5 separate regions of the Homo sapiens genome follow, and all the other regions are linked to region 5. A link is a loop called in an ENCODE intact Hi-C map of the cell type or tissue named here. Cell type or tissue: mammary epithelial cell. All regions are shown on one strand. Each heading gives the region's core, and the rest is flanking DNA. Links, peaks and the distances in the headings are about the cores only. Region 1 overlaps PCAT5 (prostate cancer associated transcript 5). Region 2 has its middle 590 kb from the start of ANKRD30A. Region 3 has its middle 550 kb from the start of LINC02630. Region 4 has its middle 350 kb from the start of ANKRD30A. Region 5 has its middle 400 kb from the start of ANKRD30A.

What was found. Hi-C counts contacts between places; a loop is a spot of excess contacts. Peaks named below come from ENCODE experiments on the same cell type or tissue, not always from the same donor. Only the 100,000 strongest peaks of a DNase experiment are listed, where the experiment ranks them.
Region 1: a loop joins it to region 5, with 15 times the contacts of the local background. A loop is called at or near these places in 3 of 110 quality-filtered maps.
Region 2: it touches region 5 in a loop (3-fold over the local background); 2 of 110 quality-filtered maps call a loop at or near these places.
Region 3: a loop joins it to region 5, with 5 times the contacts of the local background. A loop is called at or near these places in 2 of 110 quality-filtered maps.
Region 4: a loop joins it to region 5, with 7 times the contacts of the local background. A loop is called at or near these places in 4 of 110 quality-filtered maps.

What each region holds. Positions count from the first base shown.
Region 1 is chr10:35,780,023-35,786,530 of GRCh38, reverse strand. All of the region lies in intron 1 of PCAT5 (prostate cancer associated transcript 5), which reads right to left. Among named protein-coding and RNA genes, the nearest start is that of PCAT5, 5.0 kb to the right of the region's middle. RefSeq lists an enhancer at 1,168-3,187. In mammary epithelial cell, for the core only: a CTCF peak has its summit at 4,665 (motif pointing right); DNase peaks (open chromatin) are centred at 1,590 and 2,950; H3K27ac peaks cover 1,576 bases.
Region 2 is chr10:36,531,389-36,537,896 of GRCh38, reverse strand. No RefSeq gene overlaps it. Among named protein-coding and RNA genes, the nearest start is that of ANKRD30A, 590 kb to the left of the region's middle. In mammary epithelial cell, for the core only: no CTCF peak of the experiment used is centred there; a DNase peak (open chromatin) is centred at 3,066; H3K27ac peaks cover 1,999 bases.
Region 3 is chr10:36,449,012-36,455,519 of GRCh38, reverse strand. No RefSeq gene overlaps it. Among named protein-coding and RNA genes, the nearest start is that of LINC02630, 550 kb to the right of the region's middle. RefSeq lists enhancers at 5,503-6,041, 6,042-6,508. In mammary epithelial cell, for the core only: no CTCF peak of the experiment used is centred there; no DNase peak of the experiment used is centred there; H3K27ac peaks cover 828 bases.
Region 4 is chr10:36,776,668-36,783,175 of GRCh38, reverse strand. No RefSeq gene overlaps it. Among named protein-coding and RNA genes, the nearest start is that of ANKRD30A, 350 kb to the left of the region's middle. In mammary epithelial cell, for the core only: a CTCF peak has its summit at 3,738; a DNase peak (open chromatin) is centred at 3,735.
Region 5 is chr10:36,722,682-36,729,189 of GRCh38, reverse strand. No RefSeq gene overlaps it. Among named protein-coding and RNA genes, the nearest start is that of ANKRD30A, 400 kb to the left of the region's middle. RefSeq lists an enhancer at 3,229-3,744. In mammary epithelial cell, for the core only: a CTCF peak has its summit at 3,521 (motif pointing right); a DNase peak (open chromatin) is centred at 3,399; H3K27ac peaks cover 963 bases.

The DNA of each region.
Region 1 (6,508 bases), core at 797-5,796, 940 kb after region 5:
ACGTTCAAGAAAACTGCAAAAATTTTTATAAGCAATGAGAAGCCAAATGTTAATCCCCAAGACAAAGGGAGAAAATGTCTCCAGGGCATCTCAGAGGTCCCCATGGCAGCCACTCCCATCACAGGCCCTGAGGCCTAGGAGGAAAAAGTGGTTTCATAGGTTGAGCCCAGGGTCCCCATGCTGTGTGCAGCCTAGGGACTTGGTACTCTGTGTCCCAGCTGCTCCAGCTCTAGCTGAAAAGGGCCAGCATAGAGCTCGGGCCACGGCTTCAGAAGGCGCAAGCCTTAAGTCTTGGCAGCTTGCACTTGGTGTTGAGCGTTCAGGTGCAGGGAGTCAAGAATTGAGATTTGGGAACCTCCACCTAGATTTCAGATAGGTGGGCAGACAAAATGAGGAGAGCAGGTGGAAGTTCTGTTCTGATCACCTTTGCTTTCTCTGTTAGATGGAAGGAAGGAAGATCATCAACTGAGTGAAGAAGGTGCAAGAGGGCAGAAAGGACAGTGAGTCATGGGCAAGGGCCAGGAGCACTGAGTGGACCATAGAGATGGAGCCTGGCTGCCACGTGCACTCAAGTCCCCCTGGAAGCGCAGGGTGATGAAAGAGACTTAGAGCAGTAAGCCTGGGCATGTGGTTTTTTCTGGACACAGTTAAGGGGTGGAGGCAGGTCAAAGCATCATTGCGGACAGGGCAGTGAAGGAAGTGAGTGACAGGGGAAGGAGGCTGCAGCTGGAGCCCAGGATGTTTGCAATGGAAATATAGACTTTGTAGCTATTCCAGTGTGACTGTGGAATGGGGGACTGAAGTGGTGTCTAGAATAAGATCTTTGGAGAATAGGTCAGGGAATAGAGAGACCAGCTTATGTACAGTATGTGGGTATTTAAGTCACCAAGAGTTAAGGCAATGGTCATATTGCAAAAACCAACAGCGAGCAGCGGAAGGGCCCTGGGGTTGTAGATGACTATAACAGTGACTAGTCAGTCTAACGTGCCATTCAAATGCAGGGATTCTGGAAGAGGAGGGGAGCAAAGTGACAGCCTCTGTGGAAGTGGCCATGCAGAGACCATGGTGGGTCCCCCGCAACCCAGAGGCTCAACACAGGAAAGAATACAGGTGATGAGATGCTGTTTTTGGAGAAGGCAGCAGGGAAATGAAGCATTAACCTAGGTAGCAAGAAACTTGGTATTTGAGACATTTCTTCTCTTTTTAATTGATACCTAATAGTTGTGTGCATATTAGGAGTACACGTGCTATTTTGATACCTGTATATAATGTGTGATGATTAAATCAGAGTAACTGGGATTTCCATCACCTCAAACATTTATCTGTTCTTTGTGTTGGGAACATTATTCTTCTTCTCTTCCCTCCCTTATTCTTCTCTTATTCACTATGCATATTTGTAAAAATATAAAAAAGAGTGATGATGTTGAGGCTAAAAGATAAAATGTGTTCAACGTTGGCTTTACGGGGCAAGGACATCATCCTAGCTCATAGAAAACATGAGTCTGTTAATACTGAACTGTGCCTACTGTGTTCGGCTGGAGAGGCAGGAAATCCAGTGTGACAGCCCTGAGCGTTCCATGACCAATCACTTTGGTCTTTGTCCTGAGGAAATATAATAGGCAGCTTGGAACAGTGCACCATTGTTCACATTACATGAGTGGGAAGATTAAGCTCTTAATTAACAGAGAATGGGTAATTGATCATTGTTAAATGCCTGAAAGTAGTCACGATTACATATGGGGCCATGAAATTAATCATTGTCTTTTTCTCTGGAAATGATCATGATTGCTTATGAATAACTTTATAATGAACACTGAGCTCCACCAAATCACTAATCACCTGGGAATGAGATTTGTGATTTGGTAGAGTTCAGGGTTTGCTCATTGTGGAAGTCTTCCCACTCTTCATAATGTTAGCCCCTTTGAGAGGAAGATTTCCAGATTTAAATACACCCAGAAGAACAAAGGAGCAATAGACGGAAAAAATAACAAAAAGAAAACCAACGTTTTTAAACAAAAGTGATGTGAATTCAACACCCAAGGAAACCTGGTAGCAAAGTGACTTTAAGGATAATAATTTAAAATCACAATATTAAACCTTGTTCCCAACTCTACTCCCACTGGCACCATCTTTGTGGGCGGGGGGGCGGTCGGGGAAGAAAGGATGGGAAGGAAGGGAAGTAATTACAGGTATAAAGACAGAATAACTGCCAACAAGATTTAAAATTCACCTCCATTTCCTGGCTGTAATGGTCTCAGGTTGTAGATTAACTTTATCCATGTTCTTCATGTTACTGTTTTCCCAAAAAACCTTCTTGCTTGGCTATGTTCAGGCAAAGAAAGAAACAATGGGGTTCTTTCAAGTCATGGCATCTGTGGTATGTCTTCAGCAGAAAAGTTCCTATCCTTCTGTCAAACCTGCTGTTAGCCTGGTGCTAAGAGCATCTATATAAATAAACATGAATGGATGCAAGCATGTAGCTGTATTTTGCAAACACAAACAGTACTTCCTAGTAATGTCATAGCATGAACTGCAAAAATGAAAGGTTCACCAGGAGAATCTTCACGAAGAAGTTGTATAAATTGTCAGCACTGGACGTGATAGTTAACACACAGAGCCTTGATCAGCCGTTGTGCAAATGTTTATTCAGACAGATTTGGAAGGGGAATTATGATGTATTCCTCCCACTGCATTTGCCTGTTTCATCAGGCAGCAGTTAGCTCTGATTGTATGAGAAACTCGAGAGTTGTTTCACATGACTCTGACCTGCCGAACTAGAACTTCGGCTGACTGTGCACAGCACGTTTACCATGCACAATAGGGGTCCATGCAGGTGGGACTCACTCAGCACACCAGACCTCAGGCCATCAAGATTTGTGGAGCAGAAGCAGGAAAGTGATTATTCACTTAACTGCAATGCAATGACAAAAGAGTGTGTGATTCATCAAAACTCCACTCACCGTAACATTTATTTGAATGTCTCCTAAAGCAATTAAAAATTATTTTTATTGAGAACATTATGCGAACTATTGTGCAATGAGTATTTGCACTATCATATTGTGCAAAATGAAACACCCCTGCAAATAAAAATCAGTCTGCCTTGACAGCCTGAGTTCCACCTCACCTGATTGGCATCACAGTAAGTTAAAACAAAGGCTGACTTTCTTTGTCTCCCCTTTCTGCAAACACAGAAGAATTCTTCATTCGTACAAATACTGACCCAGTTAAGAGAGTGTAATCTTTTCTCACAGGGTTTGTTCAAGCATGCTTTTTTTTTTTTTTTTTTTTTTTTTTTGAGACAGTGTCTTGCTCTGTCACTCAGGTTGGAGTGCAGTGGCATGATCATGGCTCACTGCAGCCTCAACCTCCTAGGCTCAAGTGATCCTCCCACCTCAGCTTCCTGAGTAGCTAGGACTACAGGTATGTGCCACCACACCTGGATAATTTTTTTTTTTTTTTGAGATGGAGTCTCTCTCTGTTGCCCAGGCTGGAGTGCAATGGCATGATCTCGGCTCACTGCAAGCTCCACCTCCTGGACTTACACCATTCTCCTGCCTCAGCCTCCCGAGTAGCTGGGACTACAGGCACCCGCTACCATGCCCAGCTCTTTTTTTTTTTTTTTTTTTTTTTTGTATTTTTAGTAGAAACAGGGTTTCACCGTGTTAGCCAGGGTGGTCTCAATCTCCTGACCTTGTGATCTGCCAGTCTCGGCCTCCCAAAGTGCTGGGATTACAGGTGTGAGCCACCGCACCCGGCCTGGATAATTTTTCTAAGTTTTTTTATAGACAGGGGTCTCGCTATGTTGCCCGGGCTGGTCTCAAACTCCTGGCCTCAAGTGATCCTCTCTCCTCAGCCTTCCAAAGTGCGGGGATTACAGGCATAAGTCACAGTGCCTGACCGAAGCAAACATTTTTAAAGAGGAAACATTTGGTTTTGGTGTTTCTTCTGCCTCTCTTTTTTTGCTCTCCTTCCTTTTGTCACTCCCTCTTCATCTCTCAGAGCTCTCCTAATGCTTCCTCCCAATGAACAGGGACTTCCACAAGTCTGCCCCACCTGGCAGGACCCATGCTTACCAGTTGTCTGGTTCTTTCTCCCAGCTCCAGAGTCCATGGGTCTCATTTTAGAAACAAATTCACGTCTAGCTAATAATAGATAATTTTTCATAGCATTACCTCTTTCATGTAATGTATTTGCACCAAAATTTGACTTCAAGCCAAAGAATTAAAAATCCAAATCACTGTCCCCAACTCAATCTTTCTTCTCCCAGGACAGATGAAGAATCTCCTATCATTAACCCAGGAGGACACTTACAAGTTGTGAGCTCCAAAGAAAAATCTGAAGCAGCCAAGCATATTTCATGAGCCCCTTGCAGTGGATTCATGGCCCCTGCCTTCACTGATGCCAACTGAACTATAATAGAATAATGATTCTCACCACCATCTTCATCAGACTTGTTAATTTTGTAGGAAGCAGCCACCCCAAGCCTCCCCAAAACAGATTCTCATATTCTCTAACCATAGAAAGGAGGCTTAGAGGATTAGAAGTTCAGAACAATTCCAGAGAGATTGGTTTTTTAATGCTTATGAGGAGAACTCGAATGGAAAACTATTAAGTAGTGTTATAGAGGAATCTGATCAAGGTGGTTCTGCATAGAATTAAGATGTTGTAAGATGGAGCCCAGGTCGAAGTCAGAATGAGACGCCCACCAGAGGGCGTTCCCTGGAGGACTTCCAATACTAGAAACAGGAGGTTGAGAAGTTTGTCCAAAACATGTGCCGGGATAGCTGGGGAAATACTGTTCTCTTTTCTCTAGGAATGTGAGTTGCAAGCAAAATGCAAAGCATCCCCACAAAAAAGAAACTATACTTCTAAAGTTTATGACAAAGGCAATGCCCTGAAAACAAGCTACCATTAATGTGTTAAACTGAATATTCAATGGATACTAAAATGGAATAATGGGAGGTGTCTTAGTCCATTCCAGCTGCTATAACTAAATACCTTAGACTGGATAATACATAACAGAAATGTATTGTTCACAGTTCTGGAGGTTGGGAAGTCCAAGATCAAGGCACCAGCAGATTCCGTGTTTGATGAGGGTTCTCTGCTTCATAGATGGCACCTACTTGCTATGTGCTCACATGACAGAAGGGGCAAACAGGTTTCCTAAAGCTTCTCTTATAAAGGCATTGATCCCATTCAGGAGAGTGGAACCCTTGTGACCTAATCCCCTCCCAAAGGCTGCACCTCTTAAATACCATTGCATGGGAGACTAGGTTTCAATGTATTAATTTTGGGAGGACATAAACTTTCAGCTCATAGCAGGGAGCACGATTCCTCTTTCTTCCTGATTTTCACTGCAGAAGGTGGACCTCCACTGGCTGACATTCCTCATTTCTCTGTAAGTCTTTGATCACTTTGTTCCTAGGAAAGGTGATACACTTAACTGATGGTTAAATCTGAGGTAGAGTTTCAGGAGGATTGGTACCAGCTCTTCTTTGTATGTTTGGTAGAATTTGGCTGTAAACTCATCTGCTCTTGGGCTTTTTGTTGTTGCTGGGAGACTTTTTATTGATTCAAGCTCACTATTTGTTACTGGTCTCTTCAGGATTTCTATTTCTTCCTGGTTTAATGTTGGGAAGTTGTATGTTTCCAGGAATTTATCCATTTCCTCTATGTTTTCTAGTTTGTGGGCATATTGTTGTTTCTAGTAGTCTCTGATGATCTGTTGTATTTCTGTGGTATCATTTGTAATGTCTCCTTTTGAATTTCTGATTATGTTTATTTGGACCTTTTCTTTTCATAGTCAAGCTAGGAATCCATCAATTTTCTTCATCTGTTTCATTTTGTTCCTCACTTGTATTGTTCTTTTTTCTCAATTTCATTGAGTTCTCCTCCGATCTTTGAAGTAAATGACTCCATATGCATGGCTCTTTGTCTTAGGGAAAAACCTGTGCTCAGAGAGCCAGTGTTCTCTGTGACCAGTGCTGTGAGTTGCACTAAGTCTCACGGTTGTGGGATGAATTGTGTCCCAGCCCTCCACCTAAAAGACATATTGAAGTCCAAACCCCAGTGAGAAGTGAAGCCAGCTGGACTTCCTGGGTCAAGTGGGGACTTGGAGAACTTTTCTGTCTTACAAGAGGATTGTAAAATGCATCAGTACTCTGTAGTTAGGATTGTAAAATGCACCAATCAGCATTCTGTGGCTAGCTAGACGTTTGTAAAATGGACCAATCAGTGCTCTGTAAAATGGACCGATCAGCAGCACTGTGTAAAATGGACCAATCAGCAGGACGTGCATGGGGACAAATAAGGGAATAAAAGCTTGTCACCGCAGCCAGCAGTGGTAACCAGCTTGGGTCCCCTTCCATGCTGTGGAATCTTTGTTCTTTTGCTCTCCACAATAAATCTCTTTGTTGCTCACTCTTTGGGTCCACATCACCTTTAAGAGCTGTAACACTCACTGCGAAGGTCCGTGGCTTCATTCCTGAAGTGAGACCACGAACCCACC
Region 2 (6,508 bases), core at 779-5,778, 190 kb after region 5:
TTGTGTGGTTGCTAATGAGTATGTGAAGCCTCTGTTGTAGTTGGTTAATCATAAGAAGCTGAGCGGGAGAGTGCTGCTGTTTACCACAATCATAATAGCTTTAAGATAAGCATGTTTAATATCTCAACTAAAACAGTTTTGAGAAGTGTGATGTTTCATTGGCTGAGGTATGATCTCTGTTTTAAAAAACAAAGATCAACCAGGCGCGGTAGATTACACCTGTAATCCCAGCACTTTGGGAGACCTAGGCAGGCAGATCACGAGGTCAGGAGATCAAGACCATCCTGGTTAACACGGTGAAACCCTGTCTCTACTAAAAATACAAAAAATTAGCCGTGTGTGGTGGCGGGCATCTGTAATCCCAGCTACTCCGGAGGGTGAGGCAGGAGAATTGCTTGAACCCAGGAGGCGGAGCTTGCGCCATTGCACTCCAGCCTGGGCAACAGAGCGAGGCTCCGTCTCAAAAAAAAAAAATCATCTTTTCCAATAGAAGCCAATTTAAAACGAGCTAATTATACTTGAAAATGTATTTTCAAATACGTGTAATGTGTATTTAAGAGAAAAATCCCACAACTCACCCCTGAGAAATTAATTCATTTACTTGTAGGCATACAGTAAGGTCTCAGTTTTTAGTGAATGATTGACGGAGCTGGAATTCCAGATTTTCTTATGTCTAATATGATTATTTTAAAAAGAATATCTAAAAAGAGAAGGTAATCTTGGCTGTTTTACTAGTATTTAAAAGTTATACCCTCAGCCGTACATGGTGGCTCATGCCTGTGATCTGAGCACTTTGGGAGGCCAAGGCAGGTGGATCGCTTGAGCTCAGGAGTTCAAGACCAGCCTGGGCAACACATTGAGAACCCGTCTCTACAAAAAATACAAAAGTTAGCCAGGCATGGTGGCGCATGCCTGTAATCCCAGCTATGTGGGAAGCTGAGGTGGGAAGATTGGCTGCAGTGAGGAGAGATTGCACCAATGCACACCAGCCTGGGTGACAAAGTGATATCCTGTCTCAAAAAAATAAAAATAAAAATAAGCTGTACCCTCCAAGTCAGCTGAAGTTATTGCACAGTTTACATACTTATCCTGTATATATGCAAGTTCTTTCCAGATTCCTCTGTCGTTGGTGATCCTGTTACTTACATATATCTCTTCAAAATATGTTTTAAATATTTCAATTAAGTGTTAAAATTTAAATGTTTTTCATTTAAATATTCATACTTACATTTTTAAATATTTGGGTATTTAAAATTAAAGGAGGTCTTGTGCAATATTTATTTGTCAATTATATATTTTAAATTAAATTAGATTAAATTAAAGGAGAAATACAAAAGACTCCAAGTAATAATGTCACTTTCATTCTTTAGTTCAGGGTAAATATAAAACATAGGACAAAAAAAGAAAGACAATGAAAGAAAAAAAAGAAAGGAGAAGAAGAGGAGCACTCTTTTTAAAATATAAATTGCAACTTCTACATGGTATTTATATTTTTATACTCCTTAGCCTAGCACATCTAATAGAGAAATCACTGTATCTATGTAAGAGGCAGAGAAGCACATATTCCTACAAATATGTTTTGGTCTTCCCTGTCATTTTAACTAACCTGTCTGATCATGTTAATATAGATCTAGAATTCATTGTGCCCAGAATATATATTTTTGACTTCTTTTTCAATTTATTCTTTTAATAAACTAACCAGCCAGGTGTGGTGGCTCATACCTGTAATCCCAGCACTTTGGGAGGCCGAGGCATGGGGATCACAAGGTCAGGAGATTGAGACCATCCTGGCCAACATGATGAAACCCTGTCTCTACTAAAAATATTGAAAAAAAAAAAAAAAGCTGGGTGTGGTGGCACACGCCCGTAATCCCAACTACTCGGGAGGCTGAGGCAGGAGAATCACATGAACCTGGGAGGTGGAGATTGCAATGAGCTGAGATCATGCCACTGCACTCCAGCCTGGGCGACAGAGTGAGACTCTGTCTCAAAAAATAAAATAAAAACATAAACTAAGCATATTTTGGCATGTCTTACTTTCTTGATGTACATTTTATCCTCAGCTAGCGTTGCATAAGTTTGAACCTGTCAAAAATAGAATGAACAGACTCTCAATAACACTTACCTAATGCTAGAGGGCAGGAACCATAATTAAAGCAGTGTTCTGCAGTCAATATTTCAGCTGCTTCTCAATTCATGGGAAAAACTTTAATTAGTTTAGTACCTGGTGAGTTTCTACTCACTATTATTCACATAAAGTAAGATATATTACAGTTGGATAAAAGATTAATGGGTAAATGATTTGCAAGTATATAACCCAAAATTTCCAAATCAGGATTAACCAGAAGGAAGGAAAGGAAGGAAAAGAAAGTGGAGAAGGAAAATGAGAAGAAAGAGGAGGAGAGGATGCTGGAAAGAAAGAGGAGGAGGAGAGCAGACAGAAGAGAAATATTATGATATCTCGGGAGCTGCTCATTATACTTCTAGCCCCTGGCTATACAACTCCTGTGATGGGAAAAAGCTGCAAAGGAGAATCCTGGGAGGTACAAGAAAGCTACAAGAACCTGCGAAAACTCCTGTAGTAAGCTTTGCATGATAAAAGGAAATATCCACATTTTTACTTTATGATTTATTCATTTTGACATCTTAACCTAAAAAAGTGTAATTGTTACATCATTTGAGATTATTGAATTCTTTTATAGAACACAGAGATACAAATTAAGGGCATAAAGCTGACTACAGAATAGTCAGTAGCTTGTGAGAATCATTAGACTCAGAAAAGTAAGTTCAGCCTAAGTGTGTTGAACATGGATAGGAAGGGAGAAAAGGCCTAAGGAAGCATTAAGTAGTTATGGGGCACTAGATCTTCCTCAATTTTTGGTTACCTCCATTCTGGCCCCATATGTCTCCTACCTAGGATATGCAGACAAATCCCAGAGCATCTCAGCAGTTTCCAGTGAGCCCCAGCTGCTGGCCAGGAGTCCCTGAACATGTGCCTCTCTGTGGGAGGAAGTGAGTGCTAGCTTCAGGGCACTTACTAAGCCCCTTGCTCACCCTGCGCTCTGGACCTTGAAACCACACCACCGCAGGGCAGGGTTATGTGTCAGAGAAACAGGATATGTGAAGGTTGTGTAACACCGGATTCAGGTGTCATGGTCTTCTCATTTTGCTAGCTCCCTTTCCTAAGTTTGTGAACCTACTTCCTCTCTTTCTCCTTGCATCTTGCTGTATGATTTAGCAAGCCATGTGACTTGAGCATCTTACTTGGGTCTGGGCACCATTCTGTCCCATGACCTCAGAGATAATCGGCTTAGAGCAAGCACACTTGGAGGCCACTGGGACTTTGAGAACCTATCCCGTCACAACAGATATAATTGAGTCCACATGGTGATGTTTCTGGATCAAGGAAAACATACTAAGTTGTCTTTCATACTCACATTAGATTTTTTAGCAACAAGAAGTTCAATCACACCCCAGCGAGCAGTTGCTGGTCAATGATACAAGTTGTTTCTATTTTCTTTGTGCCAGCTATCACCAAAACATCTGAATTATATTCTTAGCTCTGTGAATGTTAAAATTTTTACCCTCTTCAGACATTTGCCTCAGCAAATGTCTCATTAAAATTTCATAACTTTAAAGCAGTTTCTCTTGCTTTTAGCATTTAATGCTTTCTCAGACACTCTACTGTTTCGAAGAGGACAATAGTCTCACATGCAGCGTAATAACTTATGAGGCTCCCAGTGCTGTAGGCTAAATGCTTGCATCCCCAGAGAGAAAAATGGAAATTAACATTTTCCTCCATACCTCTCCATCTGCACGCCTCCCGCCTCAGTATATGGGCTCACAGATGTACGTGAAATTTTTTCCATTGCATGTAAAGTTTGCCCAGTAGTTTTAACATGTTATAAACGAGAATTGCTGGAACACTAAGTCGCATATGAATAGAGAAAAGCCAAGTTTCCAGCTAAATCAGACAATTCCATTACTAAGTCATTCGCAGGGAGTAAAATGTGTGTTTAGAAGGCTAAAGTAATGGAGGTCTGTTGCTCTAGACTACTGAAAATTACAGACACACACACACACACACACACACACACACACAAATATTTTAGATCCTCAGTTGGTGTGTTTGAATAGGTGATTAGGCAGAAATAAATTCAACCATCAAGTAGACAGATTTTATTTTTGACTATAGTCTTCATGAGGAAACTGGTGCTTGGAATAGAAAAATCAAGATTCAGTCTTGGACCCTTGACATTCTCTGGTTTCTCATAAATAAACCTTGAGAATTTGATTAATGATGTTAAGCAGGGACTTAAGACATAAATGTCCTTGACCACAAAACAGTTCTTCTCTGCCTATTGAAGGTTATTATTTTTCCTTAAGTGCTTGTTAAGAAAGAAGGACCTAAAAATGTGAAGAATGAAGGGGATCCCCACCACGGCCAAGCAGAACAGTGAAATCTGCATCTGACCCCATTGAGGGAGCAGTTACGGCTATGTTTCCCTTAGGTTCAAAATATACAGTAAATTAATGTATTGGGTGTACATGTTACTAAATGTTTCTGGGTATAGCAAACCTCTCATAGATCTTAACATGAGATGACAACGTTGTCACCATTTATATGGTTCCCCATGTCACAACAGACTATTTTTTTTTGAGACAGAGTCTCGCTGTGTCGCCCAGGCTGGAATGCCATGGTGTGATCTTGGCTCACTGCAACCTCCACCCCCCTGGGGTTCAAGTAATTATCCTGCCTCAGCCTCCCGGGTAGCTGGGACTACAGGTGTGCACCACCACGTCTGGCTAATTTTTGTATTTTTAGTAGAGACAGGGTTTCACCATGTTGGTCAGGTTGGTCTCGAACTCCTGACCTCATGATCCACCTGCCTTGACCTCCCAAAGTGCTGGGATTATAGGTGTGAGCCACCACACCTGGCCTTTTTTGTTTGTTTGTTTGAGACAGAGTCTCACTCTGTTGCCCAGGCTGGAGTGCAATGGCATGATCTTGGCTCACTGCAACCTCTGCCTCCCGGGTTCAAGTGATTCTCATCCTTCAGCCTCCCAAGTGGCTGGGATTACAGGTGTGAGCCACTATGGCTGGCTAATTTTTGTATTTTTAGCAGAGACTGGGTTTTGCCATGTTAGCCAGGTTGGTCTCGAACTCCCGACCTCAGATGATCCACTGGCCTTGGCCTCCCAAAGTGCTAGGATTACAGGCATGAGCCACCACGCCTGGCCCATGATAGACTTTATATGTACATCATAATCAGTGGCATAAAAATAAAATCCTTATATATACAATTTTTTACTTTTTACTAGCTAAACATGAGTAATTTTTTTTTTTTTTTTTTTTGAGATGGAGTCTCTCTCTGTTGCCCAGGCTGGAGTGCAGCGGCACGATCTCAGCTCACTGCAAGCTCCACCTCCCGGGTTCACGCCATTCTCCCACCTCAGTCTCCCGAGTAGCTGGGACTACAGGCGCCTGCCACCACGCCTGGCTATTTTTGTTTTGTATTTTTAGTAGAGATGGGGTTTCACCGTGCTAGCCAGGATAGTCTCCATCTCCTGACCTCGTGATCCGCCTGCCTCGGCCTCCCAAAGTGCTGGGATTACAGGTATTGAGCCACTGTGCCTGGCCAAACATGAGTAATTTTTATATTCCATTTTGTTCCACGTTTTGACACCATGTAGGGATAATTTTAGCATTACTAATTAGCAAATTATTTAAAATGTGAAACATTATCAAATGAGACCAATTTCTGCCAATGAACATACAATTTTTTCAAAAGAACTTTCACTTCCCATTCCTTGAAAAAAGGAAAAAGAAAACAAATTTTTAAAAAACCTACTGGGTGTCTAGTCTGTAGCAGGCCCTGTGTGAACCATTTTCACGTATTACACCATTTTAGTTAATTTTTCTGCATCTCATAATGTCTTCTTTCTTCCCCTGTGCTCTGGTGGTTTATTGCCAATGTACACTGTACTAGAACATTACAAACTGTATATTTCTACAACAGGCATTTTTAGTCACCATTCTCATGCTCTGGAAAAGCTTAGCTGACACTTTATGAGGGCCTTGATTAAGTGACTAATGACTTGGTAATGATGACATCATACCTAGGCACACCAAACAGGATTTTTCTTTTTTGGAAAACTACACAAAGCCAACAGCTCTAACATAAATTGTTACTGGCAATTGGGTTGATAAAATGAGAATTACATCATTTACAATTTAATGCCCTAGTTACATGTTTAAATTTAATATAAATTTAGAAGAAAAAATGCTACATTCATAAAAATAAAATAAATTACTAATTATGAAATAAATCATAATATGAGATTTGTTGGTTATATATTTTTCTTCCACTGATAGGTGATAAAATAACACCTCATTTTTTAAAATGGAGATTTGCTTGATGATTAGATTAAACATTTAACAGCTATTGACTACCTATAATATGTATTATTCATTTAAAATCACTCAATTTTCTGAAGCTCCCATAAG
Region 3 (6,508 bases), core at 1,026-6,025, 270 kb after region 5:
AGTATAATTTAATTAATTTAACTAATTTAATCCATGTTAACAAATTAATTCCATCATCTCAGTGACTTAATAAACAAGATATCTTATCCATTCACCCCCAACTGTGTTGCAGGTCCAAGGATTCTCCAGGGAAGCTCTCTTCTGAGTAGTAACTCAAGAATTGAGTCTGTTTCCATCTTCAGTCTTCACATTATCAACATAATCACTCTGGCAGAAGATGAAAGAGGGAAAGAAAACTCATGCCTCAACTTTGAAAGAGCATTCCTCCTTCTGTCTAATTGGCCAGAATTAATCACATGGTCCCAAAATAACTGGAAGGGAGGATGGGAAAGAAAGCCTTTCTATCTGACTAGGACAACGAAATGAGATTCAGACAATCAACAAAAATCCTCAACAACATTGTAGTTTGTCAAACCTAGTAACATGAAAAAGGATAATACATTATTCCAAGCAGGGCTTATCCAGGGAATAAAAGACTAGTTCAACATTTAAAAATTAATGTAATTCGTCTTATCAACCTAATGAAGAAGGAAAAACATGTGAGCATCCACATAGATATAGAAAAAATACTTGACAGAGTTCAGCATGTATCCATGATAAAAACTCTTTAACAATCTGGAAATAGAAGAATACTTCCTTAAGAAAAAATGAGTCTACAAAAAAAGTTATAGCTAACATCATACTGCATGGTGGAAGACTGAATTCTTTCTCCCTAAGATTAAGAAGATAAAGCTGTCCACTCTTACTACTCCCATTAACATCATGTTGAAGGTCTTAGCCAGTGCAATAAAAAAACTTATAAAATAAGCTGGGCATGGTGGCTCACATTTGTAATCCCAGCACTTTGGGAGGCTGAGGCAGGCGGATCACGAGGTCAGGAGATCGAGACCATCCTGGCTAACATGGTGAAACCCTGTCTCTACTAAAAACACAAAAAATTAGCTGGGCATGGTGGTGGGCGCCTGTAGTCCCAGCTACTCAGGAGTCTGAGGCAGGAGAATGGTGTGAACCCTGGAGGCGGAGCTTGCAGTGAGCAGAGATTGCACCACTGCACTCCAGCCCGGGTCACAGAGCAAGACTCTGTCTCAAAACAAACAAACAAACAAAAATAATAAAATGAATATAGAATAAATAAGTAAAATTAAAACAATTTTCATATGACATAATTATGTAGAACATTCTAAAAAATCTATAAACAAGCTATGAGAACTATTGTGCAAACTTACCAGGTCACATGAAATAGGGTCAATATGCAAATCTAAATCACATTTATATCTGCTAGCAATGAACAATTGAAAATGAAAATTTTAAAATTACACACAAAAAAATTAGGTATAAATCTAACAAAATATGTTCAAAGTATATGCACTGAAAACTATAAAACACTAATGAAAGAAATCAATAAAGATGAAAAAAATTAAAAAGAGAGATATATCATGCTTATTAGTTGGAAGAATTCAAACTCAAATTTGCTGAGATATTAATTGTCTCTAAATTGATTTATAGATTCAACACAATTCCAATTAAAATCCCAGCAGGATTTGTTGTAGAAATCAACAGGCTGTGTGTAAAATTTATGTAGAAAGGCAAATAGTCAAAAAAAATTGTAACAAAGTTGGAGGATTTGTTATACCTAATCTCAAGACTTATTACAGAACTACACCAATCTAAAAGGCATGGTATTAGCCTAAGAGTGGACATATAAATAAATGGAATATAATAGAGCCAGGATCAGCAAACCATAGCTCCTGGGGCCAAATTCAGCCTAGCAACACAGGTGCACTTATTCAATTGTATATTTTCTATAGCTGCTTTTGTGGTAAAGAGAATTAAGTAGTTACAAACAAACATTATGTGGTCCACAAAGCCTAAAATATTTATTTTCTGGACCTTTTACAAAAGGAAAAAAAAAAATAGCTTGCTGCCCCTGGAATAGAATGTACAGAAAAACACTCACACATCTATGGTCAATTGATTTTTGACAAAGGTAAAAGACTATTAAATGGAGAAAGTATAATCTTTTTAACAAACAGTGCTAGAACAATTGAAAATTCATATGCAAAACAAGCAAATAATTTGATGCATTGCATTTTTAAAATTAATAAAATTCAAAGTGAATTATAAATTTAAATGGAAAATCTAAAATTATAAAATTATTCAAAAGGATAAACTAAAAAAAAAAATGACAGTACCAAATACCAGTTAGGATTTGGAGACAATGGAGACATATATTTCTGGTAAAAATGCAAAATGGTACAGCAAGTTCACAAAAGAATTGGGAAGTTCTCAGAAAGCTAAACATATAATTATCACATGACCCAGCAACCTTTCTCCTAGGTATCATTCCAACTAAAATAAAAACTTATGTTAACACAAATACTTGTATGCGAATCTTTAAATTGGCTTGATTCAGAATCAACAAAAACTGGAAACGACTCAGTCACGCATCAGCCGGTGACTGCAGAAGCTGTGATATATCCACACAATGGAATTCAGCAACAAAAGGAATAAACTACTGATACAAGCCACAACATGGATGAATTCTGAAGTGATTACTGTAAGTGAAGTATGTCAGATTCAAAAGACCACATATTATATAATTCAGTTTTGAAATATGCAAAACCATAAGTATAGAGAAAAGATCAGTGGTTGCCAGGGAAGTGTTGACTTTAAAGCAACCTGGGGTTTTTTTTTTGTTGATAAACTATTGTTTATCTTCATTTTTTGATGATCACATGAGTGTATGCGTTTGTCCAAACTCACACAACTATGTCCTAAAGAGGAAGAATATTTGTCTGCAGATTTTAACTTAATGAAAAAATAAATATTTATTATCAAGTAATATAGGGCATAAATTATTTAGAGCAGCAGTCCCCAAACTTTTTGGCACCAGGGACTGGTTTTGTGGAAGATAATTTTTCCATCCATGGGCGGGGGATGGTTTTGGGATGATTTGAGCATATTACATTTATTTTGCACTTTATTTCTATTATTATTACATTGTAATAAATAATTAAATAATTTCACAACTCACCATAATGTAGAATAGGTAGGAGCCCTGAGCTTGTTTTCCTGCAACTAGATGGTCCCATCTGGAGGTGATGGGAGACAGTGACAGATCATTAGGCATTAGATTCTCATAAGGAGCATGCAGCCTAGATCCCTCACATGTGCAGTTCACAATAGGGCTCATGTTCCTATGAGAATCTAATGCTGCCACTGGTCTGACAGGAGGCAGAGCTCAGGCAGTAATTCGACCAATGGGGACCAACTGTAAAATACAGATGAAGCTTTGATCCCTTGGCTGCCACTCACCTCCTGCTATGCAGCCTGCTTCTTAACAGGCCCTTCCTTGTCCAGGGTTGGGGACCCCTGACTTAGAGTATTACTGAATAATGGCTTGATCTTGGAGAAAGAAAACTTGGGTGAGATACCAGTTCTACTAGTTCTGAGTAATATGAACTTGGGCAATTTGCTTACCTTACTGTGCCTTAATTTTGTTGCTTATCAATAGGAATAGTAATTATACCTATACTTTAGGGTAGGAGAAACAAATCAGGTAATGCCTGAAAACTACTTAAGGCAGCATCTAGCAAGTAGTACATATGGTACTAATGTGTAGGAATAGCAGGATGCTAGCATATGTTCCACACAGATTCTTACCCACTGTCTTATTTCAACTGATTCATGTTTCGCTTAAATACCTACCATTTGTCAAGTACCAGAGGGAGTCAAGTGCACAGCTCTTGCAGAGTTTATGATCTCACTGAAAAGATGAGTTACTCATATGAAAATATTTAATTAACCAAGACCTCATCTGGTCTGCAACATACACTGCCATGATATTACACAGAGGCACTGCATGCAGTCTTGGGTACAGAAATGCAGGGGATTAAGGTCTGTCGAGGCATTTGCCCTCAAGGTTATTACAACCTAGATGTAGAGATAAATATGAACACAGATCTCAAATCACTAACATATTTTAAAATGAAAGTGCAGGCCGGGCGCGGTGGCTCATGCCTGTAATCTCAGCCGAGACGGGTGGATCACAAGGTCAGGAGATCAAGACCATCCTGGCTACCATGGTGAAACCCTGTCTCTACTAAAAAAAATACAAAAAATTAGCCGGGCGTAATGGCAGGCGCCTGTAGTCCCAGCTACTAGGGAGGCTGAGGCAGGAGAATGGAGTGAACCTGGGAGGCAAAGCATTCAGCGAGCCAAGATCACGCCACTGCACTCCAGCCTGGGCGACAGAGAGAGACTCCATCTCAAAAAAAAAAAAAAAAAAAAGAAAGAAAGAAAGAAAGAAAGTGCAATAGGAGAAGTAAAATTTATCCCATTTCAGCAGGTGTAGCTAAAAGGAAAAAAATAAGTACAATGTACCCCCAAATTATTTATTTAGGAGGGTTTAGAGGGATAGACAGAGATAAGAAAAAAAGGCATTTTTTAAAAAGAGAGTACATATGTTTAAGTGTCAAAAGGAAATTGTGGTCAAAGACAACTTGAAATGTTGGAGAAATTCTTCTAGACTGGTTAGTTGAATCTTGAATTAAGAGAAATGGAAATTTTATGGATAGTTTAGAAAAAAATGAGGACAAAATTATAAACAATTTACAGTAGAAGAGAGTTTATTAATCCAAAATAACACTAGGAAATATAGTATTGCTATGTCTATGGTATCATGTGGGTGGAAGCTATTTTACCCACATTCTTTTTTTTTTTTATTTTATTTCATTGTTTAGAAAACAGAAGGGCTCGAAAGAAATTTAAGACATTCTGTCCTCCCTCCTTCCTCTCGGAGTCTGGAAGCATCTGTTTTAAAACAGTGTCAGAGTCCCTGTGTTGATTAGCACCGCCTCTTGTTCAGTGGATTCTCACATACTTTCCTGCAAGCAATTCATTATTTCTTCCCACTCACTTACGCAGCTTCCTCTAGCTCACCAAGCAGAGGCCAGACGTGAGTGGCTTTCTCACTGTCTGATATTGGGCTCACCTCCCACACTGTCTCAGAGCAGTCTCGTCCAGTGGGCAGAACACCGATTGGAATCCAAATCATTCCAAACAATGTCCTTAGCCCACAGTTCGAAGAATTCTAATACCAAACACACTGGACTGTGTGTGTTGGGGTGTGGGAACACAGCGCTGTGGCAGATTCTATGTGGATATTTGACGAAACAACATGCATGGACATCTATGTAAGAACAACTGTCAAATGTCTATTGAGAGGAAAAACAGTATTTGGCTTATACAGCAGCTAAAGAAATGTGTCTGCGATTACAAAAACGTTTGTTCTTTCAGAGGAACAGTTTGTCTTTATTGTTCTTATCATGGCTTTAGTTTTTGGTTTCACTCTCCATCCCCACTTAGCACCAGCAAAGAAGGTATAGAAACGTGGGTAAATGATTTCACCTTGCTTGGCCTCTTGAATATAACTGAAGAATGGGTTGGACTGTGGTTGTGTTTCTTTCCAGCTACAGATTGTCCAAGTCCAAAGACTTGAGGGCTGGGAGTTCACCCAGAGAGCAGGTGAAAGAGCCCCAGCTCATGGTAGCTGCTCAGCACACGTTCAGTTCTTTTTCCCAAGGTGGCCCCTTAAATTCCTGTCCAGCCTTATAAATGCATGATCCTGCAAAGGAATAATTAGAGGGAGAAGGTAAACATTGACAAGAAACATAAATAACCCCAAAAAACAAAGAATTATAATATGAAAGGGTCACTACACCACCCCCTCAACACCAACTTGGTTTAGAAAGACAAGCAATGAAAAAATACAGAAGTTCATTGTACTAAAGATAGGAAGAAAAAAAAAACGAGGATAAAACCATGAACTAGAAAATCAGCCTCTGGAGTCCCGATGACGGGAATGAACAGGCCTATTTGCATCTCCTTTCACACCCCTATTATCCGAACCCAGGGAGTGTCATTGTGCCCTTGACCAAAACGATCCCCCATGCTGGGAAGCCTAAAGCCAGGTATTCATGATTGCAAAAGTACCAGATGTTGCAATCTTGGCTTATTGTTTATGCACATAATTAGATATACGTATTTCTATTTTGAGCTCTGCTGATGCGTTTTCAGCTAAATGGCCTAACAAGCACGTTATACATATAGAGAATTAAAAAGTCAGATTTTCCACAGATTCCAGCAATACTATGCATTAACTTCCTCTGAGGTGCAGTTTATGCACATGAAAACACCAGAGCCCTAACTGCTGCTGGGTTTACCTAAACTAAGTTAAGACCTCAGAACAAAGTTATTTACTTAGCACGGAGCCAAATGACCAGTCTGAAGTTTTTAGGGAGATAACCTTTAACCTAACTCCTGGGGGAAAAACAAAGCAATGAAATAAGATTTGTGTCTTTTGTGAAAACAAAAGTAACTCTTGCTCTAAAATATCCACCCCCTTCTTTTAAGGAACAATCAAAACCCCCAAAACGCAAAACCTCAAGTTATCTCTGAAAACACAATTAAAAGCATGAATTTCCAATTCAACTGCAAAAGAAAAAAA
Region 4 (6,508 bases), core at 1,042-6,041, 54 kb before region 5:
GGCTGGACATGGTGGCGCACGCCTGTAGTCCCAGCTACTCAGGAGGCTGAGGTAGGAGAATCGCTTGAACCCGGGAAGCAGAGGTTGCAGTGAGCCAAGATCACACCACTGCACTACAGCCTGGCAACAGAGCAAGTTTCCGTCTCAAAAAAAAAAAAAAGAAAGAAAGAAAAGAAAGTAAAAAAAATCCTGTTTCTACTGAAATCTATTTGTTCATGATTAATAACATGTCCAGAACACAGTGTATTACAGTGCCCAGTAGTTGTGTTTCAGAATCAAACAGAAGTGGGTTTGAATCTCAGCACTACCACTTAAAAACCATCTGAACATGGGGAAGTTTCTCTACCATGCTGAGCTTCAATTTCCTTACTTGTTATCTGTCTCGGAATAATTTTATAAGGATTAAATAAATAATTCATTCTCTAAGTACAATGTTTGTATGATGCTGAGTAGACCTGGTGCAAGACATTCAGTAAATTAAACAATTACTATCATGAATATTTTAGTGATAGCAACAGTAAGTTACTTATCAACCATTCTAATATTTTTCTCACTGTGTCTTTGTTTTATAAGTATGTCCCCACTATGTAAAGGGTACTAAAATGATATCAACAATTATCTAAAATTTCTTGCAAAGATGAAAGCAAATCTCTTAGATATTAAAGAATTTACAATTTTTTTTTTTTTTTTTGAGATGGAGTTTTGCTCGTCACCCAGGCTGGAGTGCAATGCATGATCTTGGCTCACTGCAACCTCCTTCTCCCAGGTTCATCCGATTCTCCTGCCTCAGCCTCCCAACTAGCTGGGATTACAGGCATGTGCCACCACGCTCGGCTAATTTTTTTTTTTTTTTTTTGTATTTTTAATAGAGACAGGGTTTCACCATGTTGGTCAGGCTGGTCTCGAACTCGTGACCTCAGGTGATCTGCCCGCCTCACCCTCCCAAAGTGGTGGGATTACAGGCGTGAGCCACCATACACGGTCTCGCTTTGAAACTATTTTCTATCTCTCTTTCCACCATGATAAACTAAAAACTTGAATAAAAGCTTAAAAATAAAATTGGAAAATAAATAAAATGGACGTGGGAGGCTGAGGCATGAGAATCACTTGAACCTGGGAGGTGGAGTCTGCAGTGAGCCGAGATTGTGTCACTGCTCTCAAGCCTGAGCAACAGAGCGAGACTCTGTCTCAAAAAGGAGAAAAAGGAAAAGAGAAAGGATGACATGTATCAGTGCACTTGTAATGTCTTTTCCCCTCCATACCAACCCTGTGCTACCTAGCTTCAACAATATAGTATGCACATACGATAAGTACTCTGCCCTTAACTTTCTTCTGTTTTTCTCTCCCCACCTCTATATTGCTGGTGCCTGACAGCAGGTCCCCAAACACATTGTTCCAGCATTACACAACTGTAGGAAGGCTGATAAGGTCTCAAAATAGTCTCTCCTGAGTTCCTCTCATATAAAAGGTGCCAGTTGCAATTACGGGAGAACTGATAGAAATATCTGCACCTCTACAGTTGTTCTTTTAAAAAAATGTTTTTGGCCGGGCGCAGTGGCTCACTCCTGTAATCCCAGCACCTTGGGAGGCCAAGGCGGGCAGATCTTGAGGTCAGGAGATCGCAACCATCCTGGCTAACACGGTGAAACCCTGTCTCTACTAAAAAATACAAAAAATATTAGCCAGGCATGGTGGCGGGTGCCTGTAGTCCCAGCTACTCGGGAGGCTGAGGTAGGAGAATGGCATGAACCCGGGAGGCGGAGCTTGCAGTGAGCTGAGATCGCGCCACTGCACTCCAGCCTGGGTGACAGAGTGAGACTCCATCTCAAAAAAAAAAACAAATTTCTTAATAAAAACATGTTTTCCAATTTCAGATCAGAAAAGACATATAGATATAGATCGTTTTGCATTCATCAAAAAATTAGGGGAATTGATCTGAGCTTTGTGTGGTAACTGAAATAATTAATTTAATCATATATTTTATTTTATATTTTCTTCTCCAAATATCTTCTTCATGCCAGTGCAACAGAAAAGCTTCTGATAGAAAACCTAGGAAAAAGTCTTTTAATATTTTATCATATCATGTTCTCCTTACTCATTATGTCCTCGGTGAATCACATTCTACCTCCCATATATTTCACAATAGCAATTTCATTCTCTGGGATTATCAGTTATTTCCAATTATCAAGTCCCCATCATTTTAGTCTTTTTCCTTCATGGTCCTCTGCAGCATTTTATAATATTGACCATTCTCTTGAAACTTTCTTCTGATGGCTTCTCTAATACTATAATGTTGTGGTTCCATTTTTCCTTCTTAGATCTCTTCATCTTTATTTATTACAAAATTTTTACCTATGCCTAATAACCATAAGCATACAAGAAAATCACTGTAATTCAAAGAGAAAGTAGAATTTACTTTTAGAAAATGTATGTTAAAGGTATGATCCCAATTAACAAAAAAAAAAGAACAAGGGAGTAATGATAGTTATCACTTATTAGTACATATCACAAGATCGTTTATAAGCATTTCTGCATTAGTTGCTTTAGACACGTTATTTTACATCTTAAATGTCCATAACAACCATATAAAGATTATTGCGCTATGCTTAGAGATGAAGAAAATAGGCTTGGAAAATTTACACAATGTACGTGGCCAAGCTAAAACTGAAGCTATTCTGTCCCTTAGTTTTTCCACTGAAGCCCATTTCTATCAAGTATTCTCTCGGCCAGAAAGGGTAACACCCGATATATACGCCCCAATTCCTTCACCTTTGTGCACAAGCCAGCCTTACTATTCAAATATAGAACTACCCACTGAGCCAGAACATGACCTCAGATCCTTAGAGGCATAGTACTCAAGGCAGCTATTAGCAATTAATTAGAGTTGGCATTGGATGGAGCAGACCACTTAAATTTCACACAGGTCTTCTTCGTGTGTAAAATTTACTTCTTGTAACTTGCTAAAATGTTTCACCCCCATAAGTACTATCTGTTAATCACAGAATAAATCGACCCTCTTTTTTATTAAAGGCCTGAAAACGTTAATAAAAACATAACATAACTAAAATGTATTGACACTTTTCTGTGTCAAACATCTCTTGTTCCTCCAACGACTCATACTATGACAAAATATATTAAATAATTGTGCAAACCTTATTGGTATGCATCTGTTAGCTTTGCTGTTTATGGCAGTGGCTCATCATGTTATCTAGTTCCAGGCACTCTTCTTTAAAGAATCGAGTTAAAGACATTTGAATTGCCATTGAGTTGTAAGTTTTTTTTTAGAGCCTCATAAGGTAAAGAAAGAAGGAAGGAAGGAAGGAAAGAAGGGAGGGAGGGAGGAAGGAAGGGAGGGAGGGAAACCTCTTCTTTGGAAATGGTTTATATAATGAATAAACAAATAACAAACCATTTTTTATTCGATTAATATTTGGTAAGCCCATTTAAATGAACAAGCATCTTTCTAAAAGATAAGATATACAGCAAATAAATAAGCTTATTTTTAATGTAGAATATAAAATACTTCTTATAAAATGTTATGAATTCCACTCTAATTGCATGTGCCATCTTGGTGAGCTTTTTCTCTTTGCTGCTGGTTCACATTTTCAATAAGTAATTTAAGGCAAATTTAGGAAAAAAATAGGTGAGTTACTTGAAAAGCTGGTTTGTTTCCAGTTGTGCTCTTCTGGGGAGAGCATGTGTTGCCTCATGGGGTAGCTCTGTTCTGTTTTATTCCACACGGTGTCACTCTGTCCCTACCAAGGACACAATTATCTCCCAGTTTCTGAACTTCCACTGGATCTTAGGAAGAGAAGCATTTCTGAAGCACAGTAATAGGAAAAAAAGAGCCAATTTTCACAGTAAGTTTGTTGAGTAATTGTTCCCAATTGCCTCTTTTTTCAAACTTTAAATCAAATAGCACATTGTAACATAAACAGGATTGCATTACGTTGTCATCAAATTAATAGAGTAAAAATGTAATATTTCCAAAATGCTTTTACCACAAACTCACTACAAATATTCATACATTCATGTGTGCGCGTGCACACACACACACACACAATTACATATGATCATTAGAAACCAATAAAATATTTTTGTGAGTGAGAACAGACAAAAATCCCAGAAGAAAAAAATTATTGTGGAGATAAATACACTTGTATATGATTCCAAAAAGCCAACCCTATAAATGGACTAATCCCTGTCTACATCAGGGATTTTTAAATAGCAGTAAAAAGCAAAGATTCAGAGGTAACAAAATAGCAAGCTTCAGACAGTCACTGGTCAATAAGGGAAGAAGAATTGCACTTATTCTTGACAATGTGATTGGAAAACACAGGAGAGGCACAAAGTGGGAAACTCTTGAGAAGCACTGACTTCCTGTAACTGAAAGAGTTCAAGTCTGGAAAATGTAGCCACTTAGTGATAATGTTGAAGGAGACCTTCAGGCAAACAATGGTTTATTACCTCCCTAAAGTCCTTTCAGGCTCTTTTTAAGTGTGGGATTATATGCCCCAAAATATCTACATTACATCAGAAGAAACTGCTGCAGGGTCAGAAGCAGAATGGGAGAGGCATTAAAAATATATGAAGTCCAACTTCTTAATATTTTACATAAAACTGCATGCAGCTCCTGGTAGAAAAATTCTAAATTTTATCTATCTATTAATATTATTTCTCTCCGAAAGTTTGCAAGCAATTCAAAAACAGTTGTAAAATCATCTCTTTTTACTGCAGCACCTAGTCAAGTGCTAAGAACATGATAGTAACCTAACATGTAATTGTAGAATGTAAATTATGAAATCAAATTAAGGCTCAAATCCCAGTAGTACAATGCCACTTCAGAAAGTGATATGCAAAAGCATGTGAAACTCCAGGTAATGTAAAATTAGAATATGGTATAGATACCAATGTGATTGTGAGCAGGATTAATCTACTTCATTTGATTGATTGATTGAATGGTACAGTTGACTTATATTTTTAGTATAACTATAATAACTAGTGTGCTATATAGTCTTCCAATTCTCTTGTATTTATGTATGTGTTCATGTATGTGCTTGTTGCAGATTTTTTGCATATAATTAGGTCACACTATGAGTATTTTGCTGCACATTTATTTTCATACCACTCATTTAATAGTCATTTACCAAATAAACAATCAATGAAGGTCCTCTACATGTCATGCTAATTGTGAGGTATAATGGTGAATGAGATACGAGTGAAGTAAATGGGAAAGAAGACAACACCCAATGAGCTGGGTGATATGGACTGCACAGAGATCTAGGGCAGCCTGTAGAAAGGTTACCCAATCTTGCCTTTGGTTATTAGGAAAACCTTCTTGGAAGAGGTCATGCCTAAGTTGGTATTAAAAATAGAAGACATTACCCAAGATAGAACAGGAAAAGGTAAATACCTTCCAGTTCTAGAGAGAGAACAGTATGTAAAAATACAAAATACAATTAGGAAGATGACAGGGCACTATTGAAAATGTGCAGAAAGCGTAACAGGAGAGATGGGGTAGGCCGTGATGTGCCTTCAGGGCCCTGGTAAGTGTTACCATGAGGGATACGTAAAACCACTGAATTGGCACACAGGTGACATCACGCAAGTTTTGCCTTTTAGAAAGATTAATTTGACTGCAGTTGGGAGAATGGATTGGGGTTGGGCAAAACTGCAGATGGGGACACATTTAGAAGGCTGATGTAGTTCCAAACAAACGATAATGGCAGTTAAACTAAAGTAGGCGAAGAGAGGATGGCAAAAAGTGGACAAATACATGGTAAATTGGGAAAGTAGGATATGAGAGAGAGAGGGACATGTGAAACGGCTCTTACTGGAGAAGGGTTGATGGTGGGCCAGACATTGAACTGTGTAGCACATCTGGCCTCCCTTTTCCTGATTCATCAGACTGCCCGAGGATCATCACAGGGCCACCCCATGCGCTATTCTGGCTAGTCAGAGTCTAGGCTGAAAATGTCTTCAGACCACACCTTTTCCTTAACTGTTATAAAGAAACGGGAAAAAAAAAAAGGAAGGGAAAGGGAAGGAGGGACTGAAACACTGAGAGAAGAGACAAAGTGAAAAAGAAAAAAGACTAGAGAGAATTAATATAAAAAAGAAAATAAAATAATCACGTTCTGGTTTTTAATCTCAGGTATCCTATTTGAACACAAGCAAATTTCGATGAGTTGCTTGTAGTCTCCATGTTTATTTTCCTCGTTTGTAATTTTAATTTCAGAGGGGTTTTACTAAATAATATGATAATAAATGTAAGGTACCAGCACAGAGTAGACAACGAATACATTGTGAAAGAAAGAGGAAAGAGGCTGGGCTTGGTGGCTCATGCCTGTAATCCCAGCACTTTGGGAGGCCAAGGCGGGCGGATCACAAGGTCAGGAGATCAAGACCATCCTGGCTAACACGGTGAAACCCCGTCTCTACTAAAAATACAAAAAATTAGCCAAGCGTGGTGGTGGGCGTCTGTAGTCGCAGCTCCGGCGGAGGCAGG
Region 5 (6,508 bases), core at 808-5,807:
AGGAGGTAGGGCTGCTTTTCCACAAAAGAAGCAGAGATAATCTTTCTCTCTCTCTCTCTCTCACACACACACACACACACACACACACATACACACACTGATACACACACACACTCTCCCCACTCCTATACTCTCTCTTTCTCTGTTCCCCTCTCACAACTGGGCATTCAAAGGCAGTTCTGAGACCAATCGCTATAGCATGGGCTCATTAACCTTCCTTTTCTAAGATTCCCCTTGGGAAAGAGAGGCTTATGGGAATTTTGGAAGCACTGGTATGAAGAACGTGTTTGGACAAATATGTCTGTGCAGTGTTGGGATTTGGAGGTGGGGATAATGGATTTTAATGACCATGGAAATTTGCAATGCAGATATCCTGACTTGGACAGCATAAGTCAATGACAGCCTTCCTTTAGCCCTGTCTGTCTCTGGACTCACTTCTACACTTGTGCAGCAGTCATGTTTCCACAGTCATAGAGCACAGTGAGGATTGTATGTGAGGACTTTGCCAGTAAGTTGTGAGATTCTCCAATGGCCAACTTTAATTTGAGGAGTCCCCACTGACCTGGCCAAAGCATTCTTGGAACCATGCTGCAGTCTCTTTCTACCCCAATCAGCCTTCCTTCCCTCTTTCCCTCTACAGGTATAAGATCTGAACCCTAGTCTGAAGATTCTTCCCACCTTCTCCCACTTCCTCCTCCTTCACTCTTGCAAATTTAATTCCATGGCGGTGTTTGCCCTCAGCAGATCTAGAGCTTAATTCAAGTCATATGATCAGATAAGATGAAAAATAACTTAAGATGTCGTTCATAACAGGTGAGTGAACAGCTATGCATGGCGGTAGGGAGGAGAGAATTCTGATCGAAATTAATTTGGAAAAAATGATGCTGTGCATCCCAGCAAATACCATCCCATCTTATCTCTGCTATGAATATTTTTTGTAACATGCACATAATTCACTTTTGCTTTATGAAGTAAATTTATATTTTAAGAATACAACAGCAATTTGAGTGCTGTTCACAGCTAGTGTGGACTGAAATTTGAGGTTGGCTATAGAATAAGGCCAATGACAGATGAGTTAGTAGAACAAGAAGGATAGAAATAGGAAAAGGTGAAAAATCAGTAAGACAATATATTGGAAAGGAGTACAGTAGTTGGAAGAATTAATGATTCACTATTTCTAGCAAGAGTCCCCATTTAGATGATTCAAAGAATATCCATGAAGAACTGACATTTTATTTTATTTTATTTTATTTGAGACAGTCTCGCTCTGTCACCCAGGCTGGAGTGCAGTGGCACAATCTTGGCTCACTGCAAGCTCGGCCTCCCGGGTTCACACCATTCTCCTGCCTCAGCCTCCCGAGTAGCTGGGACTACAGTTGCCCGCCACCATGCCCAGCTAATTTTTTTGTATTTTTAGTAGAGATGGGGTTTCTCTGTGTTAGCCAGGATGGTCTTGATCTCCTGACCTCGTGATCCGCCCACCTCGGCCTCCCAAAGTGCTGGGATTACAGGTGTGAGCCACCGCACACAGCCCATATTTTATTGACTATACGTAAGTGTGCTTAGTGGGGAAAGAGGGTGGATTCTGTTAGTTACATGACTAAGACATGTAGAGAACCTCCCATTCAAGGTGAGTGTGCAAAAATATTACAAAATGTGGAGAATTAACTATTAGAGAGATAATAAAATAATTACACAAAGAACCTTTCTAGAGATGAATTCACCATAGCAAATATGAGTAATATTATAGCAAACTAAATTTTCCTTTTAAGTGAGTATGCTAGGAATTCTCAATTGGCTTTTTAAGAATAATAAAATCTGGGGCCAGGCACGGTGGCTCATGCCTGTAATCCCAGCACCTTCAGAGGCCGAGGTGGCTGGATCGCCTGAGGTCAGGAGTTCAAGACCAGCATGGCCAACATGGTAAAACCCCATCTCTACTAAAAATATAAAAATTGCAGGGCATGGTGGTGGGTGCCTGTAATCCCAGCTACTCAGGAGGCTGAGGCAGGAGAATTGCTGCTTGACCCTGGGAGGTGGAGGTTGTAGTGAGCCGATATCACATCACTACACTCCAGCCTGGGCGACAGAGGGAGCCTCCATCTCAAAAAAAAAAAAAAAAATCATCGAAAAGAAGAGATGATTTTAAAATAAAAATAGGCAAAAGGCCAGGCATGGTGGCTCATGCCTGTAATCCTAGCATTTTTGGGAGGCCAAGACACAAGGCAGGTGGACCACCTGAGGTCAGGAGTTCAAGACCAACCTGGCCAATATGGTGAAACCCCGTTCCTACTTAAAATACAAAAAAAATTAGCCAGGCGTGGTGGCGGTTGCCCGTAATCCCAGGTACTCCAGAGGCTGAGGTAGGAGAATCGCTGGAACCCTGGGGATGGAGGTTGCAGTGAGCCGAGATCACACCATTGCACTCTGGCCTGGGCCACAGAGCGAGATTCTGTCTCAAAAAAAAAAAAAAAGTAAAGATTGATATCAAAAATTAAAAGCAGCCCAGCACGGTGGCTCATGCTCTTTGCTTCTTACTCTTGTAGTACTTTTCTAAATTTTTAAATAATAGAACTAGTGTGTCACAAATATCAACTAAAGTCTAGAAATCAGAAAAAGGCATGTTACCAAAGGAGGACTGAGTTAGTAGATTTGGGGCTCCATTAAGTTTTGTTTATGGTCAAAAAACAAACAAAAACCAGGCAACAGCAGCAAAAAATATCTCACTTTCTTCCTGGAAAAGTAAATGAAACTACAAAGGATTTCCAAACTTAAAAACTACACATTTCAAGTCCGCTCATAACTGGTGAAGTCACAGTTTCTAAAAACAATAGTAAAGTTTTAATCGATATGTAATTCATGTTTTTTATTTAAAAACCACTACCAATATCGAAAGACAAATTTCATGGGAAAAGCATTGAATCATTGTTTTGCGGTCACAAAGGTAAATATAATTTGCTTAATGCTGCCCTCAGTTTACAATGCTGTAGTATTTTCTAAGCTATAACATGAGTTTGCCAAAATATAGCATTGATTTGCTACATAGAATTTGCTCAGTGATAAAACACAAAGAATTACTTATGTGAAGATATAAATGATAAATTTATGCAAAATTTAGGAAAGCGTAAATTGTGAAGACAATAAATCTTTCCATTAAATTAGTGGGAAAGGAGCTCAAAACCCAGCCGGGTGATTCATTATTTTAATGACTTCCTGCTTTACTGCAAAACCTCTCTCTTCATTTGGTGTTTGGCAGTTTGAGCCCCTGTTAAGGATTTAGGCTCACAATGAAGCTTCTATAAATTTCTGGATCTCTGTCATGCTGGCATGTAGGTCATTCTCCTTTAGGAATGATGAGGAGGCTGGAAAGCAGTTGCCCCAAGGGAAGGGGGAATTTTTTAAACCTGAGCTGTCCAAGCTCAGCATGAAATGGAGTGGGGTGCTGACTCAGGGGCTGGCAGAGGCAGCCAAGAAACAACCAAATCTGCAATCTCTTCTGCCAGGTCTGTCCCAGCAGGTGTCACTAAAAGGCAGCCCTGTGTTCTTCTGTCACTGTGACAGCTGTGAGAAGGAAGGAGGAAGGGAAAAGAGACCCAGGGCTGAACTCCAAGCAGAGATGGGGCTTTTCTCTCTGCATCTTTTCTTTCCCCTCCCAGCCTGCATTTCCAATAACATATTGATTTGGATTTGTATTATGAGACAAAAATGGTTGTAAGCAGCTATTATTTCCTTTTACACACAATGTAAGCTCATATTTACATTTCTACGTGAACAATGTCTAAAAATGTACTTAAACTGACATAAAACGCGGATGATCTTAGTCTGACCAAATGTTTAGTGCAAGAAAAAACTTCAAATTGGAAGAGGAATCCCTCCAAATTTTAAAAGGACCACTATTTTAAGAGGTATGTTATCTAAAATGTGAAAATGTAACGAGCAGAGCAGGAAAAACCTTTAAGTCCGAAACATACAAGTCAATTTCATAGTCAATCAGTTTCCACGGTCCTTCCAAAACAGCCTCTGGCATCTGTTTTCTCTACAATGGAGGTAACAATAGTAGCTATTTCAGAGCATGAAAAGGCTTAGAGCTGTGCTAGAATATGGTCGTGGATATATAAAATTTAGCCATTTGTATATTGTAACAAACCTACAATGTATTTTTTTATTGGTAGTCAATAATAGATTTCCTTTGGAAAAGAAGCAGCCTCCGGTCCGGGGAACACCTGCAGTTCCCACTAAGTGAACATTGGTGCCTGCTAAATGCTGCCTCTATTTCTCTGTATAATAAAGTGTCAAGCTGTTCCTTGATTTAGCAATTTTATTTACTTTCTTTTTCTTTGTTTTTTTTAGACAGAGTCTCACTCTGTCGCCCAGGCTGGAGTGCAGCAGTGCCATCACAGCTCACTGCAACCTCGACTTCCTGGGCTCAAGGAATCCTCTTACCTCAGCCTTCAGAGTAGCTGGGACTACCTGCGCGGCTCACCATGCCTGGCTAATTTTCGGGGTTTTTGTTTTGTTTTTCTGTTAAGAAACCGGGTTTCACCATGCTGCCCAGGCGGGTCTGGAACTCCTAGGCTCAAACGATCTGCCCCGCTCTGCCTTCCAAAGTCCTGGGATTACAAGGGTGAGCCACCACGCCAGGCCAATTTATTCCTTTCTAATTAATAAATTGACTGGGCGCCAATTTATCATCAGAAAATATGGATTACCTCACTAAACCACCTCTGAAACCTCTCCTCTCGGTTTCCTACATGGTTACTTTGTAATCTTTTTTTTTTTTTTTTTGAGATGGAGTCTCTCTCTGTCACCCAGGCCGGAGTGCAGGGGTGCAATCTTGGCTCACTACAACCTCCGCCTCCCGGTTCCAATCCATTCTCCTGCTTCAACCTCCCGAGTAGCTGGGATTACAGGCATATGCCACCATGCCCGGCTAATTGTGTATTTATTTTTAGTAGAGACGGGGTTTTTCCATGTTGGTCAGGCCAATCTGGAACTCCTAGGCTCAAGCGATCTGCCCTGCTCTGCCTTCCAAAGTCCTGGAATTACAAGCGTGAGCCAGCACACCACGCCGATTTATTCATTTGTGATTAATAAATTGACCGTGTGCCAATTTATCATCAGACAATATGGGTTACCTCACTAAACCACCTCCCAAACTTCTCCCCTCGGTTTCCTGCATTGGTTACTTTGTAAATTTATTTATTTATTTATTTATTTTTTGAGAGGGAGTCTTGCTCTGTCACCCAGGCTGGTGTGCAGGGGCGCAATCTCTGCTCACTGCAACCTTCGCCTCCCGGGTCCAAGCCATTTTCCTGCCTCAGCCTCTCGAGTAGCTGGGACTGTAGTCATGTGCCACCACGCCCTGCTAATTTTGTATTTTTTTTTTTTCAGTAGAGACGGGGTTTCTCCATGTTGGTCAGGCCGGTCTGGAACTCCTAGGCTCAAGCGATCTGCCTCGCTCAGCCTTCCAAAGTCCTGGGATTACAAGCGTGAGCCACCACGCCAGGCCAATTTATTCCTTTCTGATTAATAAATTAACCGAGCGACAATTTATCATCAGAAAATGTGGATTACCTCACTAAACCACCTCCCAAACCTCTCCTCTCGGTTTCCTGAATTGGTTACTTTGTAATTTTTTATTTATTTATTTACTTTTGAGAGGGAGTCTTGCTCTGTCGCCCAGGCTGGAGTGCAATAGTGCAGTCTCGGCTCACTGCACCCTCCACCTCCGGGGTCCAAGCCATTTTCCTGCCTTAGCCTCCCGAGTAGCTGGGATTACTGGCGCGTGCCACCAAGCCCGGCTAACTTTCGTATTTTTAGTAGAGACGGGTTTTCACCATGTTGGTCAGGCTGGTCTGGATCCTGACCTCGTGATCTGCCCACTTCGGCCTCCCAAAGTGCTGGGATTACAGGCATAAGCCGCCGTGCCTGGCCGTAATTTTTTTTTCTTTTCCTTGAGACAGAGTTTCACTCTTGTTGCCAAGGCTAGGGTGTAATGGAGCGATCTCGGCTCACTGCAACCTCCGCCTCCCAGGTTCAAGTGATTCTCCTGCCTCAGCCTCCTGTGTAGCTGGGATTACAGTCATGTGCCATCGTGCCCTGCTAATTTTGTGTATTTTTTTTTTTTGTAGAGACAGGGTTGCTGCACGTTGGTTAGGCTGGTCTCAATCTCCCAACCTCGGGTGATCTGCCCGCCTCGGCCTCCCAAAGTGCTGAGATTACAGGCATGAGCCACCGTGCCCAGCCGCCCGGCCCCATGTTCTTAATTGTTATGTTTCTCTACATCTCTGGCAGGTGGGTTGCCCAGTTTCTTTCTGTTAGAATGTGTACCTCACAGCAGGAGTATGAAGTGAGCTCCAAGGTATCTCTTCTTCCACTTCAGGGATGGCAGTTGGCAAATCATGCATAGTTTATAATAACAGTGCAGAGCAGTTCAGATCTATCAGCCTTGAAGACAGTGAAACATACTCCTGACTCTAAAAATACTCTGACGTGTATCATTGGTTTT